Regions from separate parts of the Homo sapiens genome. Here region 1 is linked to region 2. The links are chromatin loops, found by intact Hi-C in ENCODE. Cell type or tissue: GM12878. All regions are shown on one strand.

Region 1 (8,000 bases), 45 kb after region 2:
ATTAGTGAGGTGTGACAGTACATGCCTGTAGTCCCAGCTACTCAGGAGGCTGAGGCAGGAGGATCCCTTTAGTCCACAAGTTCAATCCATCAGTGACCTATCATTGTGCCACTACACTCCAGCCTCGGTGACAAAGCGAGACCTTGTCTCAAAAAATAAAAATAAAGCCAGGCATGGTGGCTCACACCTGTAATCCCAGCAATTTGGGAGGTCGAGGCGGATGGACCACCTGAGGTCAGGAGTTTGAGACCAGCCTGGCCAATAGGTGAAACCCTGTCTCTACTGGAAAACAAAAAACAAAAATTAGCCAGGTGTGGTGGCAGATGCCTGTAATCTCAGCTACTGGGGAAGCTGAGGCTCGAGAATTGCTTGAACCTGGGAGGCGGAGGTTGCAGTGAGCCAAGATCATGCCACTATATTCCTGCCTGGGTGACAGAGCAAGACTTTGTCTCAAAAAATAAAAATATATGCTTGAAAATAACCCTAATAAAAGTTCTAATTCAGGTATCCTTTGAGGGGATTTTTCTCCAGCTACTAACAGAAGACCAGGAATAGAAGAGGAATAAGGGCAAGAGAGAAGTGACATTTTGCTTCGTTTGGCCCTGGTAAACACTTGGAAGCAACTCAGATTTAAAAATCTTTTCATGATGCATTTTAGTCCATGGAGATGCACTCAGCACTCAAGAGTTGTTACCAGAGAATTCCAACATTGGGGACAGGCACGGTGCCACACGCCTGTAATCCCAGCACTTTGGAAGGCCACGGAAGGCGGATCACTTGAGGTCAGGAGTTCAAGACCAGCCTGACCAACATGGTAAAACCCTGTCTCTACTAAAAATGCAAAAAGTAGCTGGGCGTGGTGGCAGATGCCTGTAATCCCAGCTACTCAGGAGGCTGAGGCATGAGAACTGCCTGAACCCAGGAAGAGGAGGTTGCAGTAAGCCGAGATCGCGCTACTGCACTCCAGCCTGAGCGACAAAGCCACATTCCATCTCAAAAAAACAGCAACAAAAAAAAGATAATTCCAAAATTGGTAGGACAGCATAAGAATCCCTAGAATCCTGCTAGCATATACCACTACACAAAGGCAAGAGATTTATTCTAATCAGCCATAGTGCCTGGTCAAAATCCATGAAAAATTCAAAACTGGAGTACCAGAAACAAGAGCTGGAAAGGATGTAAGGCATTATATCAGACCTTCTGTAAAGAAAATAAAGGCCAGGCGTGGTGGCTCACACCTGTAATCCCGGAACTTTGGGAAGCCAATCTGAAAGGATCACTTGAGGCCAGGAGTTTGAGACCAGCCTGGGCAACATAGCAAGATCCTGCCTCTACAAAAATTTAAAAATTAGCCAGGCATGGTGGCATGCACCTGTAGTCCTAGCTATTCAGGAGGCTAAGATGGGAGGATGGTTTGAGGCCAGGAGTTAGAGGCTGCAGTGAGCAGCCACTTGTGCTCCAGCCTGGGCAACAGAGCAAGACCCTGTCTCTTAGAAAAAGAAGGCTGGGCGCAGTGGCTCAGCCTGTAATTGCAACACTTTGAGAGGCCAAGGTGGAAGGATCACTTGAGGTCAGGAGTTTGACACCAGCCTGGCCAACATGGTGAAACCCTGTCTCTACTAAAAATACAAAAATTAGTTGGACGTGGTAGGGCATGCATATAATCCCAGCTACTAGGGAGGCTGCGGCAGGAGAATCTCTTGAACCTGGGGGACAGAGGTTGCAGTGAGCCAAGATCGCACCACTACACTCCAGCCTGGGCGACAATGTGAGACTCTGTCTCAAAAAAAAAAAAAAAAAGGCTGGGCGCGGTGGCTCACACCTGTAATCCCAGCACTTTGGGAGGCCAAGGCGGGTGGATCACGAGGTCAGGAGATCGAGACCATCCTGGCTAACATGGTGAAACCCCGTCTCTACTAAAAATACAAAAAATTAGCCAGGCGTGGTGGCACGCACCTGACCCAGCTACTCAGAAGGCTGAGGCAGAATGGCGTGAACCCGGGAGGCGGAACTTGCAGTGAGCTGAGATGGCGCCACTGCACTCCAGCCTGGGTGACAGAGCGAGACTCCGTCTCAAAAAAAAAAAAAAAAAAGAACTAACCACCATTTAATAGCTCATGTTTTTCTATCACCTCCTTCCACCAACAAGTTTCTGCAAGTGACTTAAGACAACTGTAGGTCTAAAATATAAAAGACCGTGAAACACCAACTTCTTTTGAACAGATAATGCTCATATCTTGGTTTAGTTTATAAATTACTACAAATGTCATAATAAACTCAGGCATTTATTTGACTGAACTAACTTTTGGGCTATACTACTATGGTATTTTTATCTTGATACCCCTTGAACTTTGAGGAATGAAATATATTGGGCTCAGGAGCAGACATACTATAACTTTGGCAGTGCTAAAGGAATATGAATTCTAGTGGAAGACTCCCAGACTAGACCTGTACAGATCTGGGACCCAGTCAAACTGAAATAGTACAAAGAATATATGCCGGGCGCGGTGGCTCACGCCTGTAATCCCAGCACTTTGGGAGGCTGAGATGGGCGGATCACGAGGTCAGGAGATCGAGACCATCCTGGCTAACACGGTGAAACCCCGTCTCTACTAAAAATACAAAAAATTAGCTGGGCAAGGTGGCGGGCGCCTGTAGTCCCAGCTACTCGGGAGGCTGAGGCAGGAGAATGGCGTGAACCCCGGCGGGCAGAGCCTGCAGTGAGCTGAGATCGCGTCACTGCACTCCAGCCTCGGTGACAGAGCGAGACTCCGTCTCAAAAAAAAAAAAGAACATAAATGGAGGAGAGATACTTTTGTGTACGATTTAAGATATTAACTTCTACTAACTAATGTTATGGAACAACAAAGATTTATCATCTTTTTTCTTTTTTTGAGACAGAGTCACACTCTTGCCCAGGCTGGAGTGCAGTAGCACAATCTTAGTTCACTGCAACCTCTGCCTCCCGGGTTCAAGGGATTCTCCTGCCTCAGTCACCCAAGTAGCTGGAATTACAGGTGTACACCACCTCGCCTGGCTGATTTTTGTGTTTTTTGTAGAGAAAGGGTTTTCCCCTGTTGGCCAGGGCAGTCTCAAATTCCTAGCCTCAAGTGATCCACCCACCTCAGCCACCAAAATGCTGGGATTATAGGTGTGAGCCACTATGCCCGGCCTGTGTTATCTTTTAAGAATTTGACAATAGATTTTAGAAGCAAATATTTATATTGCTGGCATCATATACTGGTGTTTAGGGTCCTTCCTACAACCCTGTGTGATAGGTTTAGGAGAAAAATAAGATTACCTTAATTTGAAATAAGAAATAGATTAAAGGAGGCTGGGCGCAGTGGCTCATGCCTATAATTCCAGCACTTTGGGAGGGCTGAGGTGGGCAGATCACCTGAGGTCAGGAGTTCAAGAAAAAATTAGTTCGGTGTGATGCCGGGCACCTGTAATCCCTGCTACTTGGGAGGCTGAGGCAGGAGAACACGGGAGGCAGAGGTTGCAGTGAGCGGAGATCACGCCATTGCATTCCAGCCTGCACAACAAGAGCAAACCTCCGTTTCAAAATAAATAAATAAATAAACACAAAAATTGGCCAGGCTTGGTGGCTCCCACCTGTAATCCCAGCACTTCAGGAGGCCAAGGCAGGCAGATCACTTGAGCTCAGGAGTTCAAGACCAGCCTGGCCAACATGGTGAAACTCTGTTTCTACTAAAAATACAAAATCAGCTGGGTGTGGTGGTGCACGTCTGTATTCCCAGCTATTCAGGAGGCTGAGACAGGTGAATTGCTTGAGCCCGGGAGGTGGAGGCTGTAGAGCCAAGATCGCGCCACTGCACTCCAGCCTCAGCAAGAGGGAGACTTGGTCTCAAAAAAAAAAAAAAAAAAAAAAAAAAAAAGGGGGGGGGGGGGGGGCTGGGTGTGGTGGCAGGTGCCTGTAATCCTAGATAATTGGGAGGCTGAGGCAGGATAATTGCTTGAATCCAGGAGGTGGCAGTTGCAGTGAGCTGAGATAGCACCACTGCATGACTCCATCTCAAAAAAAAAGAAATAGATTAAAGAAAGTTAATAATGTAGGGTCTTAGCAGTAAATTTAAAATGACACACTTTCTTAATTCATCTTAGTGCCTCTGGGAGCAATACTGAGACATTCATAAGAATCTTGAGAGGCTTAAATGGCCAACTCACTGGTCCTAGCTAGACCCTAAAGACTCAAAAAATTCTCTTCCAAAACTACCAGCAGGAATTTATGTAACCCTCTGATTTTAATGTTTGAGTTGCTATTGAACCCACCAGGTCAAAAGGAACAAAATTACTGGGGAAACAATTGTTCAGAGAGAATTGAACAGTATGTATCTCCCACACACTCTTACTTAGGGAAGCTCTGTAATTTCAAACCCAATGTCACAATGAGATAGTAATAGGGTTTAGTAGTGAAGGTAAACCTTGATGAGGAAGATGAAGAGAAGGGTCCAGTGTTCCTGTTGTTGGTTCATGCTTCCTTCTCACTTGAACCCTGAAATGACTATAGGGCAAACTTTTAATGTGGTCAGGAGAAAAGAAGCAGGGAGGTCAGACCAGGATCTTACTACAGTCTGTATTTTAAGTAAAAAAGGCCCTGAGGATCCCAAGAGCTCTGTCTAGGGTGGGTGACCAGACAAGAATCTGGAATATAAATTCTAGTAAAGAAAAATGTGCGTGCACTGCGAATATTCTCAGTTCTATCTTATAGGGTCTCCCTGGGCATTAACAGATATAACAGGTAACAATTCAGGATCTCAGCTTCTAGAATGGACTATCACAGTTTATTTACAAGTCAGGATTGCCTAGACATGGAAATATAAATTATACTTCAACCCCACAAGATTGCAGGATATAAAATAAAAAATATCATTTTATAATCCAAGTAAAAAAATCACTTAATTCCAAAGCCAAACTTAAAATAGAAGGAAGCCAAACTGAAAAAAAGGAAGTCTTTTACCAGTCAACAGAACAATGGGAAAACAATGAGATGCATAAATGATGCATCATTAAGTGTATATCCTATCTAAATTCGTAAGCTGTGATTTAAAACTAGGAGGAAAAGAAAAATGCATTGTGACAAATTTTCCAACTCTATTTTTTCAAGAATCTAATATTTTTAGTTCTGCACTCTCTAAAGGAGTTAATGAATGAACAAACACCACCCAAGCTGCTGTTTCTCCTTAGAATATTCAATTTTCTATCAAAAATATCAAAAAATAAAGTTTACGTGTCAAAAAATAAATAGAAGCATACTATCTAGAGTAGACAGATATCAGACTAGTCAGAACATTTAGGGATTCGTTCTAGGTATATATTTGATAATGTACAACAAGTAGATTCTGTCCAAATGTTCAAGTTTCTGAAACTATGTGAGAAACATATTTCAAATATGAAATAAAAGTTATGAATATGTTGCCTGATAGATTTAAATGAGAAGAAAAAGATGGAAAAAAAAGAGAACCCCTCTCATATTTGAGAATAACTTACAAGATACGTGATATTGTGAAGTCCCTGCCACAGTACCTAGCACATATACTATAAATGTGAGTATCCCTCTTTAAATGAGGTGGTAGAGTTAAGACCAACGGCAGAAGTCAGAGGTTTCACTCAAAATGGAAGAAACTGGTAATAAAGATAAACAATAATAAATACAACTACACTGGAGGTATTCAAGCCACAGCTTAAGTATTCTCTGCCAGGAATGCTACAGAAATTAATTTCTGACTTGTGTGTGAGTTTGGACCAAACTGACCTCTAAGATTCCTTCTAACTCCTTATATCAAGGTGATCACTAGGAAAATGATCACTGTAATTTTTCCTCTTTCCTAAAGTATATCACTTAATGTAAACTGATAGATTATCTTACCTATGAGATTCTTGCTCTCCTTTCATTTTCTCTACTTTTGATAACATATCATCAACTTTAAATGTTTTCCTGGAAGAAACAGATAAACAAAATAATCACTTCTCAACTGGGAAAAAGAAACAAATTATACTTTATTGTCACTCTAATAGGCAAGATGGAAACCAGATTTTGATTATTTTTAGTAAGATAAATTATGGATGATTAGCCATAACAATGAATACTATGGAGACGGTGTATAATACAGCACACGAGCCTTCAAGCCCCATCTAAAACGCTAACTTGTTTTCATTAAACCTTTTACCCAATTATTCCCAAACCAGTGATTTCTCCTTACCCATGGTACTTGGTTTATATTTATTTTGACACTTACTTTTCATTCAGTTTCCTACACGTAAAACTCATGTAAATATTTTATTTCTCCTACTAGATTATATATTCCTGAAGGGCAGTAATTGCTCTTCTTCAAGGAAAGCTATGCAGTGCTGGCATAGTGCCTTATACTTGGTAGGTATTCAAGTATCTGTTGAATTAAGCCAAACAAATATAAATTATGTGTATTCTGAAACACTTAACACGTCTACTAAGCAACACAACAAATATGTACTAGCACCATCACATAAAAAAAGAAATATTCTATAAAATATATTTGAAGTTCACAAGGTATCCTCAAAGATTATCAGCAAAGCCTAAAGCTCAATGATATGTCATATTAAAGAGACAGTTGTTGACATCATGAAAAAATTTTGAAGTTAGGGAATGATCCATCAAATCGTAATAAAACTACTACCTTTTAACTTGACAAGTTTAAGAGAAAAAAGCTATTTCCCAAAAAATAGAAACTTAAGTATAACTTCTCAAAGCAATTAAAGAATGAATGGATTGTAAAAACAAGCCTCATCTTAGTTCTTAAGGTGGTCTATGACATGTTCTAGAGATAAGAGTCTAAAAATCTATACCCATATATAATTTAATTAGAAAAAATGTTTCTCTTTATACTCATATAGTCCCTTCCTCTTTAGGACTTGAAAAGCCAAATGTACTCCACATCAATTTATTACTTTATAATGCTTGAATGCAGACACCAAAAATTACGAATAATCTCATTCCTCAAAGAGAGTTTTGTGTTTGTTTGTTTTTGTTTGTTTTGTTTTTGAGATGGGAGTGTCACTCTTGTTGCCCAGGCTGGAGTACAATGACGTGATCTCGGCTCACTGCAACCTCCACCTCCCGGGTTCAGGCAATTCTCCTGCCTCAGCCTCCCGAGTAGCTGGGACTACAGGTGTGCACCACCACGCCTGGCTAATTTTTGCATTTTGTAGAGACAGGGTTTCACCATGTTGGTCAGGCTGGTCTTGAACTCCTCACCTCAGGTGATCTATCCACCCCTGTCTCCCAAAGTGCTAGGATTAAAGGTGTGAGCCACCATGCCTGGCCAAAAAAGAGCTATTTATTGTATTCAACTACTGTAAAAATTATCAGTAGAGAAATGTTAATGTAAATATAGTAAACTACTGATATTAGAGCAGAATTGATACAATCTATATTTCAAGTGAATGAGAAGAGCCTCCATAGTAAAGATCTTAAGGGAAAAAAAGCTTCTCTCTTTACCTTTAGAGTTACTGAAAACTTCAATATTAAAGTTTCATCCAATAGAGTATAGTAAGAAGCGCTTTCTGAAGGATGGCAATATATTTTCAATCTCCACAGATAAGAGAGAAAAAAGAACAAAAATAAAGGACTCTTTTAGGCTAGTTGCAAAGAGCTATTCAGTATAAATACTGAAAGTTACTATTGAGGAGGGCCATGAAACTACTGAAAACTTTTCCGAATAATGTTTATGTAATGATTAAGAAATTCTGTCTGCAGAAAAAGACTGTACGTTCTAAGGTTCATCTCTTCTACCTTTATGAAGCTGTATACAGGAGAAGTGAATAGAATTGATTAACCATTTGAAATAGATAAGATCACAAAAGCAACCCAGCCTTCCTTAGGAAAAAAACAAAACCAACCTCATAAGCAACTATATAAAAGCTGCTCCTCCCCCAACACCAAGGATTTCTGTTCTTTAGAAAGGTAATGTTACTGTAGGTCAGATTTAAAGAAGGAAATA
Region 2 (8,000 bases):
CATTTTTGTCAAATGCAACAGTGATAACCATTATAATAAGACTATATCCAATTCCAGTAAAATAAAAGATGATTAAAGAAGCAGTAAAACTATAGAGAAACTGAAATTCAATCATCTGAATGAGCTTACCATTTTAAAAATTTCAAGAGATTTAATCTAACTTAAGCTTAAACAGGTACCATTAGAACAGCAGATATAATTTCTGTTCTTCAATTACATAAGCAGTCTTAAAAGCATAAAATATTTGGGCCAGGTAATTACGCCTGTAATTCTAGCACTTTGGGAGGCCGAGGTGGGTGGATCGCAAGATCAGGAGATCAAGACCATCCTGGCTAACACTGTGAAACCCCGTCTCTACTAAAAATGCAAAAAATCAGCTGGGTGTGGTGGCGGGTGCCTGTGGTCCCAGCGGCTCCGGAGGCTGAGGCAGGAGAATGGTGTGAACCTGGGAGGTGGAGCTTGCAGTGAGTCGAGATCACACCACTGCACTCCAGCCTGGACGAGAGAGAGAGACTCCGTCTCAAAAAAAAAAAAAAAAAAATTTAGTAGAGACAAGGTTTCACTGTGTTGCCCAGGTTGGTCTTGAATTCCTCAACTCAAGTGATCCTCCTGCCTTGGCATCCTAAAGTGCCAGCATTGTAAGTGTGAGCCACCACACCAAGCCGGGAACATACTTTTAGCCACAAAGGAATAAGAAACAAAAATTGTTCTCCTTTCACCTCTATGAAATGGTAAACAAATCCAAAAAGCCACGTTTTATTCTGAAAAATTAACCAATGGTTAAAAATTGTGGTAATAACTGTGGTAATTTTCAGGATTTCCAGACATGAAACACGTGGCACTAAAAGGCATGAAAATTGGGTCATTAAATGAACCTACAGCTCTGTCTTGCCTTCTGCTGCTCCCTGGTCGTGGGTCCCACCAAGGTGGCCTTTTTTTTTTTTTTTTTTTTTGGAGATAGGGTCTCACTCTGTTGCCCAGGCTGGAGTGCAGTGGTGCAATCTTGGCTCACTGCAATTTCCATTTCCCGGGTTCTTCAAGTGATTATAGTGCCTCAGCCTCCCGAGTAACTGGGATTACAGGTGTGTGACACTGCACCCGGCTAAGTTTTGTACGTTTAGTGGAGACAGGGTTTCACCATGTTGGCCAGGCTGCTCTCTAACTTCTGACCTCAAGTGATCCACCCACCTTGGCCTCCCAAAGTACTGGGATTACAGGCATGAGCCACTGTACCCAGCTCTATAAAATGTTTTGAGTGTGAACGAGTCAACCCTGATAGAGTTTGCAAGCATGGGAGAAACACTACTACGAGAGTTAGGATGGGCACCAGTGATTTCTGAGGAGGTTCTATGATGATGACACCCTTTCCTACGGACACCAGGGTTGCAGCAGCCTGTTTCCTCTTGAAAGCTGACAGAATCAACAACCCTGATAAATAATGCTGCGATGACTCACATCTGTGCAACAAGTTCTAAAGGCAAGGCCCGGTTTTTGCCTTGATTTTATTAATACTAATGAATATAATATTAATTCATTGTTATAAATAATACCAAAAGGAACGTCTTTGTACCTAAAAAAAACCTGCCAAACCAAAAAACATTGGAATAGAATAAAATTTGGGACAAATATACATTAATGGAATTTTAAATAAGATTCTAACACACGTAAGATTTCTAGAATGTGAAACAGCAAAAGACCATAAAGAATAATAAAATATTTAAATTAATTTAGAAATACCCTACCCATGCTTCATGACATGGAGATTCCAGAGTTTCATCACTTCTTTCTCTCCTTCATTAACATCAGAAAACTCTTCAATTTGCTGGGAAAAAGAAAGAAAAACACCTATTAAACACATATTTTAAGAAAAACTTGTGAGAATGTCAAAAACAGAATGTTTTGGAACTAAAAATACAACATATTTATACAGCAAAGTGGCAACATTTCTTAAAATTAACTTCTATTTAAGTAGTCATTTAATTTAATTTATTTATTTAGTTAGAGACAGAGTCTTGCTCTATCGCCCAGGCTGAAGTACAGTGGCACGATCTCAGTTCACTGAAACCTTGACCTCCCGGGTTCAAGCAATTCTCCTGTCTCAGCCTCCCGAGTAGCTGGGATCACAAGCACGCTCTACCATGCCCAGCTAACTCTTGTATTTTCTTTTAGTAGAGATGGGGTTTTGCCATGTTGGCCAGGCTGGTCTCAAACTCCTGACCTCAGGTGATCAGCCCAACTCGCCCTACCAAAGTGTTGGGATTACAGGTGTGAGCCAGCACACCTGCCGTCATTTAAAAAGGGAAAGCCTAAATTACGATTACCTATAAATATAGAAATGAAAACACACAATACAAATTTACTTGAAGAAAATCCATATTCCCTTTAACTTGGTAACTTTTTTGTTTGTTTTGATACAGGGTCTCCCTCTGTCACCCAGGCTGGAGTGCAGTGGTGCAATCTTGGCTCACTGCAACCTCCATCTCCTGGGGTTAAGCGACTCTCCTGCCTCAGCCAACTGAATAGCTGGGACTACAAGTGCATGCCACCATGCCTGGCTAATTTTTTGTATTTTTAGTAGAGACCGGGTTTCACCATGCTGTCCAGACTGGTCTTGAACTCCTGAACTCAGGCAATGCGCCTGCCTCGCAAAGTGCTAGGATTACAGGTGTGAGCGACCGCCACCAGCCTAACTTGGTTAACTTTTAAAGTGACATAATTTTAAAACCTGTACATTTCCGGATTCCTTTTTTTTTTTTTAAAAAAAGTTCCTTTACAATAAAAGTCTAGTTCATAGTAAGCAATTTTCAAAACAAAATAATATTCCAAGATAATTGCCAATAAAGATAATAATAATTACTGTAATGGTTTTTTCTCTTAGCCATTCAGGATCCTTTTCATCTTCACTATCTACTTCCATTTCTTGTGGACGGAGAGGTAAGCAGGTATCACTATGGAAATACAGACGATTGTGGCCACTACTATATGTTCTTTGCTGTTCTACTTCCCCATCTTCAGATTCAAGAAATTCAGACATGCTTGCTTTTGTTCGTTTTGGCCTAATGAAAAGAAATAAATGTTGATTTATGGCCTCTACATGTATACCATCTAACCTCACGACTAGGAGTTGAGATCTGTGATAATCTGCAACATCACCCTTTTATAAAACTAACCATAAAACAATAGTATTAGAGGCACACCCCCACTAGTTATTTTCTTTTGGTACATAATGTAAATCAAACCTATTACATATTAATTCAAACACAAACTGTCTTTCTGGGTGTGAAAAGTTACAGTTAAAAAGGAGGAAAAAGAAATGAAGTGCTAGTTAGGGCACATTCAGATAGGAATATGCATATAAAATCCTACATGTCAAAACTGTGTATTCTAACTCATGTATATTCACAAAGCAGAAAAGCCGTTAACACTGGTTACATATGCATACACCTGCCTTAAAAATTTTTTCAGTTTTACTAAGATTAAAAATTCCCTCTTTGTAATTTTTTTATTACTATTATTATTATTTGAGACGAAGTTTTGCTCTTGTTGCCCAGGCCGGAGTGCAATGGCACAACCTCGGCTCACTGCAACCTCGACCTCCCAGGTTCAACCAATTATCCAGAAACTTCTGACAGAATTCTTTAATCCCAAACCACTGCAGCAGTAGTGACATTAACATCATTAAAACTTAAGTATAAAGTTCAAAGGAAAAGTGAGAAAACTTCTCTGTAGAAATAGGAGCTATCAAGTGTTATAAAGTAGTTAACAACCCCATAGACACCTAATACTGAAAAATAATAATTTCCACCTAACGAACTAGTAGCTTCATCTGGCTCCTTTGTTCCTCCAACATCAGTAAAAATCAGAGCTTAAACTTTTCTTATATGCCCTTTTTACCTACCTGCACACAAGAATATGTGTGATAGGTGTTCTCTTAACTGGTCCGTTGCGACTAAAAGCAAATCCAGGTTGGCGATGAATATCCTGAGGATTTCCTGCATAGGAGCCATCATAACACTCATTGATAGAAACATCTATCCTAGCACCTTTTGGATGATACTGCAACAAAAATGTAAAAAAAAAAATATATTAAGTATCCTATCCTAAATATCCCTCCAATTTAATTAAAGAATTTGTGGGCTCTTAATATTTAGAAAACTAAAATAGGCCAGGCACACCAGCATGGTAAACAGGCAGTCAGAAGACCTGGGGTCAACAAAATGTGTTAAAATCTTAACTATGTCATTTATTGCTTGGTGACTTTGTACAAATTATTTCTTGGTTGAGCAAGAATAAGAAAATTATCATTTAATTCAAAGAGTTGGTTGAGGATTTTGTGAGTCAATTAGAGACACTACACAAACATTAATTATAATTCCAAATATATGTCAACTCTGAATCATTCACTGTAATCCATATATACGGCAATCTATCAAATACAGAAATTTGTTTTTTATACAAAGTACAATTTTTGAAAGTCATGCTATCTTGTACTTAATGCATATTTTTTCCCTTTTTTAATTTAAAAAATTTTTGTGGGTACATAGATGTATATATTTATGGGGTACAAGAGATTTCTTAACACAAATTGAGAAAATATGAAAAATTACTCACAACATAGTTGAAGATAAATCTGCTATGGCAGAGTTTAAGATGCTTGAGTAAACTATAAAGTTTGCGGCAGTTCAGAGTACACCAAGGGCAATGCAGGTCATCTCTTGCTTCAGTTTGTTGCCTTGTATTGTTGTTATAGAGAAACTAAAAACAATTAAAAAAAAAAAGCAAATCTCCAATTTACGCATAACAAGATATTTTGTTTAAATATCACTTCTAAAAATAGTTTAAAAAATTTAAGCGGAAAATCAAATTAGAGATATTCTCTTTAATTAAATATGCCCAGTGACGCGAGGTCACTCACGCCTGTTAATCCCAGCATTTTGGGAGGCCAAGGCAGACACTGTCAAATGTATCGCTTGGAGCTCAAGACAAGCCTGGGCAACATGGTAAAACCTCGTCTCCACAAAAACTACAAAAATTAGCCAGGAGTGGTGGCATGTGCTTGTAATTAGTTACTCGTGAGGCTGAGGCGTGAGAATCAGGTTGAACCCAGGAGGCAGAGGTTGCAGTGAGCCAAGACTGCACCACTGCACTCCAGCCTGGGCAAAAAAGTGAGATCCTGTCTCAAATAAATAAATAAATAAAATAAAAATGAACAAAAAATTTTCATGTTTGACATACAAAAAACAAATACATTTCATAATTACTTTAAGAAGGGTCAGCTATGTTTACCTGATAAAATATTCTTAATTTTTGTCGGTTTTCATTTGGAGTATCCTTTTCTTTTCTTGTTTGTAGATCTGTAGTCAATGATTCTTTAACAGCTGAAAACATACACTTTTATATTCAATAAAAACATTGCTTTTGAAAAGCAAAATAACATACCTCACAAAAACTATTAAATATTAAAGGTTTCACAGAATTCTACTTGTGGTATTTAAATATATTTCTGTTATCTCCCTCAACTGATGATCGCAGGAAAAATACCCATAATTCAGCATCCCTAATCTGATGTTAAGGTCTATTGGCAGGACTTATTTTTTTCCTTAAAAAGCACCTCTGGCCGGGCGCGGTGGCTCACGCCTGTAATCCCAGCACATTGGGAGGCCAAGGCAGGAGGATTACGATGTCAGGAGTTAGAGACCAGCCTGCCCAACGTGGCAAAACCCCATCTCTAATTAAAAATATAAAAAATTAGCAGGGCGTGGTGGCGGGCACCTGCAATCCCAGCTACTCAGGAGGCGGAAGCAGAATTGCTTGAACCCGGGAGGCGGAGGTTGCAGTGAGCCAAGACCACACCACTGCACTTCCGCCTGGATGACAAGAGCAAAACTCCGTCTCAAAAAACAAAAACAGGGCCGGGCGCGGTGGCTCACACCTGTAATCCCAGTGCTTTGGGAGGCCGAGGCGGGTGGATCACGAGGTCAGGAGATCAAGACCATCCTGGCTAACACAGTGAAACCCCATCTCTACTAAAAATACAAAAAAATTAGCTGGGCATGGTGGTGGGCACCTGTAGTCCCAGCTACTCGGGAGGCTGAGGCAGGAGAATGGCGTGAATCTGGGAGGCAGAGCTTGCAGTGAGCTGAGATCGCACCACTACACTCCAGCCTGGGCGACTGAGGAAGACTCTGTCAAAAAAAGGAAAACAGAAACAAAAACAAAAAACCACCTCCTATGTCCTAAACAATTATAAAAGTAACTCCAAGTAATTATATGTCATTACCATGCTGTTTTAAGCACTCTGAGGTCAGAATGTGTTTTTTTGTTGTTGTTGAGACAGATTCACTTTGGTGACTAGGCTGGCGTGCAGTGGCACAATCTCAGCTCACTGCAACCTCCACCTCCTGGGTTCAAGCAATTCTCGTGCCTCAGCCTCCTGAGTAGCTGGGATTACAGGCGCCCGCCACCACACCCGGCTGATTTTTTGTATTTTAGTAGAGACAGGGTTTCACCATATTGCCCAGGCTGGTCTTGAACTCCTGAGTTCAGGCAATCTGCTCATCTCGGCCTCCAAAATTGCTAGGATTACAGATATGAGTCACCGTGCCCAGCCCAGAGTGTGGTTTTAATTGGTGTTTGTATTCTCAGATCCCAGGTGTGAGCAGGCACTAAGTGTTGGTTTATCAGAAAGTAAGTTATACTTATTATATTAAAATTATTTCAGGCTGGGCACGGTGGCTCATGTCTGTAATCCCAGCACTTTGGGAGGCCGAGGTGGGCAGACTGCCTGAGGTCAGAAGTTTGAGACCAGCCTGCCTAACATGGTGAAACCCCATCTCTATGAAAAAAAACTAGCCAGGCATGGTGGCACACACCTGTAGTCCCAGCTACTTGGGAAGCTGAGGCAGGAGAATTGCTTGAACCCGGGAGGCAGAGGGTGCAGTGAGCTGAGGTTTCGCCACTGCACTCCAGCCTGGGTGACGGAGCAAGACTCCGTCTCCAAAAAAAATAATTATTTCAAATCTAAAAAGATAGTGACAAATGATTCTGGTATATTTCCTTTCAGATATAAGAAAAAAAGGTATTTATATTTCCTTACATAATTAACAATTAGGTATAATTTGTATAGAACTTTTTCTTAGTTTTGATGCAACCTTTTACCTATTTCACTGGTTTCTGAGTATTCTGAGAAGTGCCCATACTACAGTTTACTTGCAAAACCTTTCCCCTGACACAAGCCATTTCTTATTTTATTTATATTTTTTATTTTTTATAAGCGACAGGGTGTCACTATGTTGCCCAGGCTGGTCTTGAACTCCTGGGCTTCAAGCAATCCACCCACCCTGGTCTCCCAAAGTGCTGGAATTACAGATGTCAGCCACTGCGCCCGGCCCCATTTCTTATATCTCTTTAATCTGACCATTACTGTCACCTGCACACAATGAGTGTACATGAGTGGTCAAGGAGGACAACTTACGCCTTCTGCCTTCTTTAAACAGGCAGATAAAGACACATGAGTGCTCTCTCAGGTCAAGGACAATGTACCTACTGGACAGACACAAAAATGACAGAACTTGGCCAGGCGCAATGGCTCAAGCCTGTAGTCCCAGTACTTTGGGATGCTAAGGTAGGTAGATTGCTTGAGCTCAGGAGTTTGAGACCAGCATGGGTGATGGCAAAATCCCATCTCTACCGAAAAATACAAAAATTAACAGGGCGTGGTGGCACGAGCCTGTAGTCCCATCTATATGGAGGGCTAAGGTGGGAGGATCGCTTGAGCCTGGGAGGCGGTGGTTTCAGTGAGCTGAGATGGCACCACTGCACTCCAGCCAGGGTGAGAGAGAGAAACCCTGTCTCAAAAAAAAAAGTAAAATAAAAATGATAGAACACTGCAACTTGGGCCTTAAACTCAGCAGAAAGTTAACTCTATTTGTAAATGTTTTTTCCTCTTAAAAACTGGCTGGGCGCGATGGCTCATGCCTGTAATCCCAGTACTTTGGGAG

Evidence for each region. Hi-C counts contacts between places; a loop is a spot of excess contacts. Peaks named below come from ENCODE experiments on the same cell type or tissue, not always from the same donor. Only the 100,000 strongest peaks of a DNase experiment are listed, where the experiment ranks them.
Region 1: a loop joins it to region 2, with 3 times the contacts of the local background. A loop is called at or near these places in 11 of 110 quality-filtered maps.

The regions. Positions count from the first base shown.
Region 1 is chr17:31,945,576-31,953,575 of GRCh38, reverse strand. It overlaps SUZ12 (SUZ12 polycomb repressive complex 2 subunit), which reads right to left. Exons shown (of 16, transcript NM_015355.4): 4 at 5,891-5,959. Among named protein-coding and RNA genes, the nearest start is that of SUZ12, 13 kb to the right of the region's middle. In GM12878, no CTCF peak of the experiment used is centred here; a DNase peak (open chromatin) is centred at 3,875.
Region 2 is chr17:31,990,620-31,998,619 of GRCh38, reverse strand. SUZ12 (SUZ12 polycomb repressive complex 2 subunit) reads right to left here. Exons shown (of 16, transcript NM_015355.4): 11 at 5,287-5,378; 12 at 4,612-4,755; 13 at 3,899-4,056; 14 at 2,858-3,056; 15 at 1,743-1,822. Among named protein-coding and RNA genes, the nearest start is that of LRRC37B, 13 kb to the left of the region's middle. In GM12878, no CTCF peak of the experiment used is centred here; no DNase peak of the experiment used is centred here.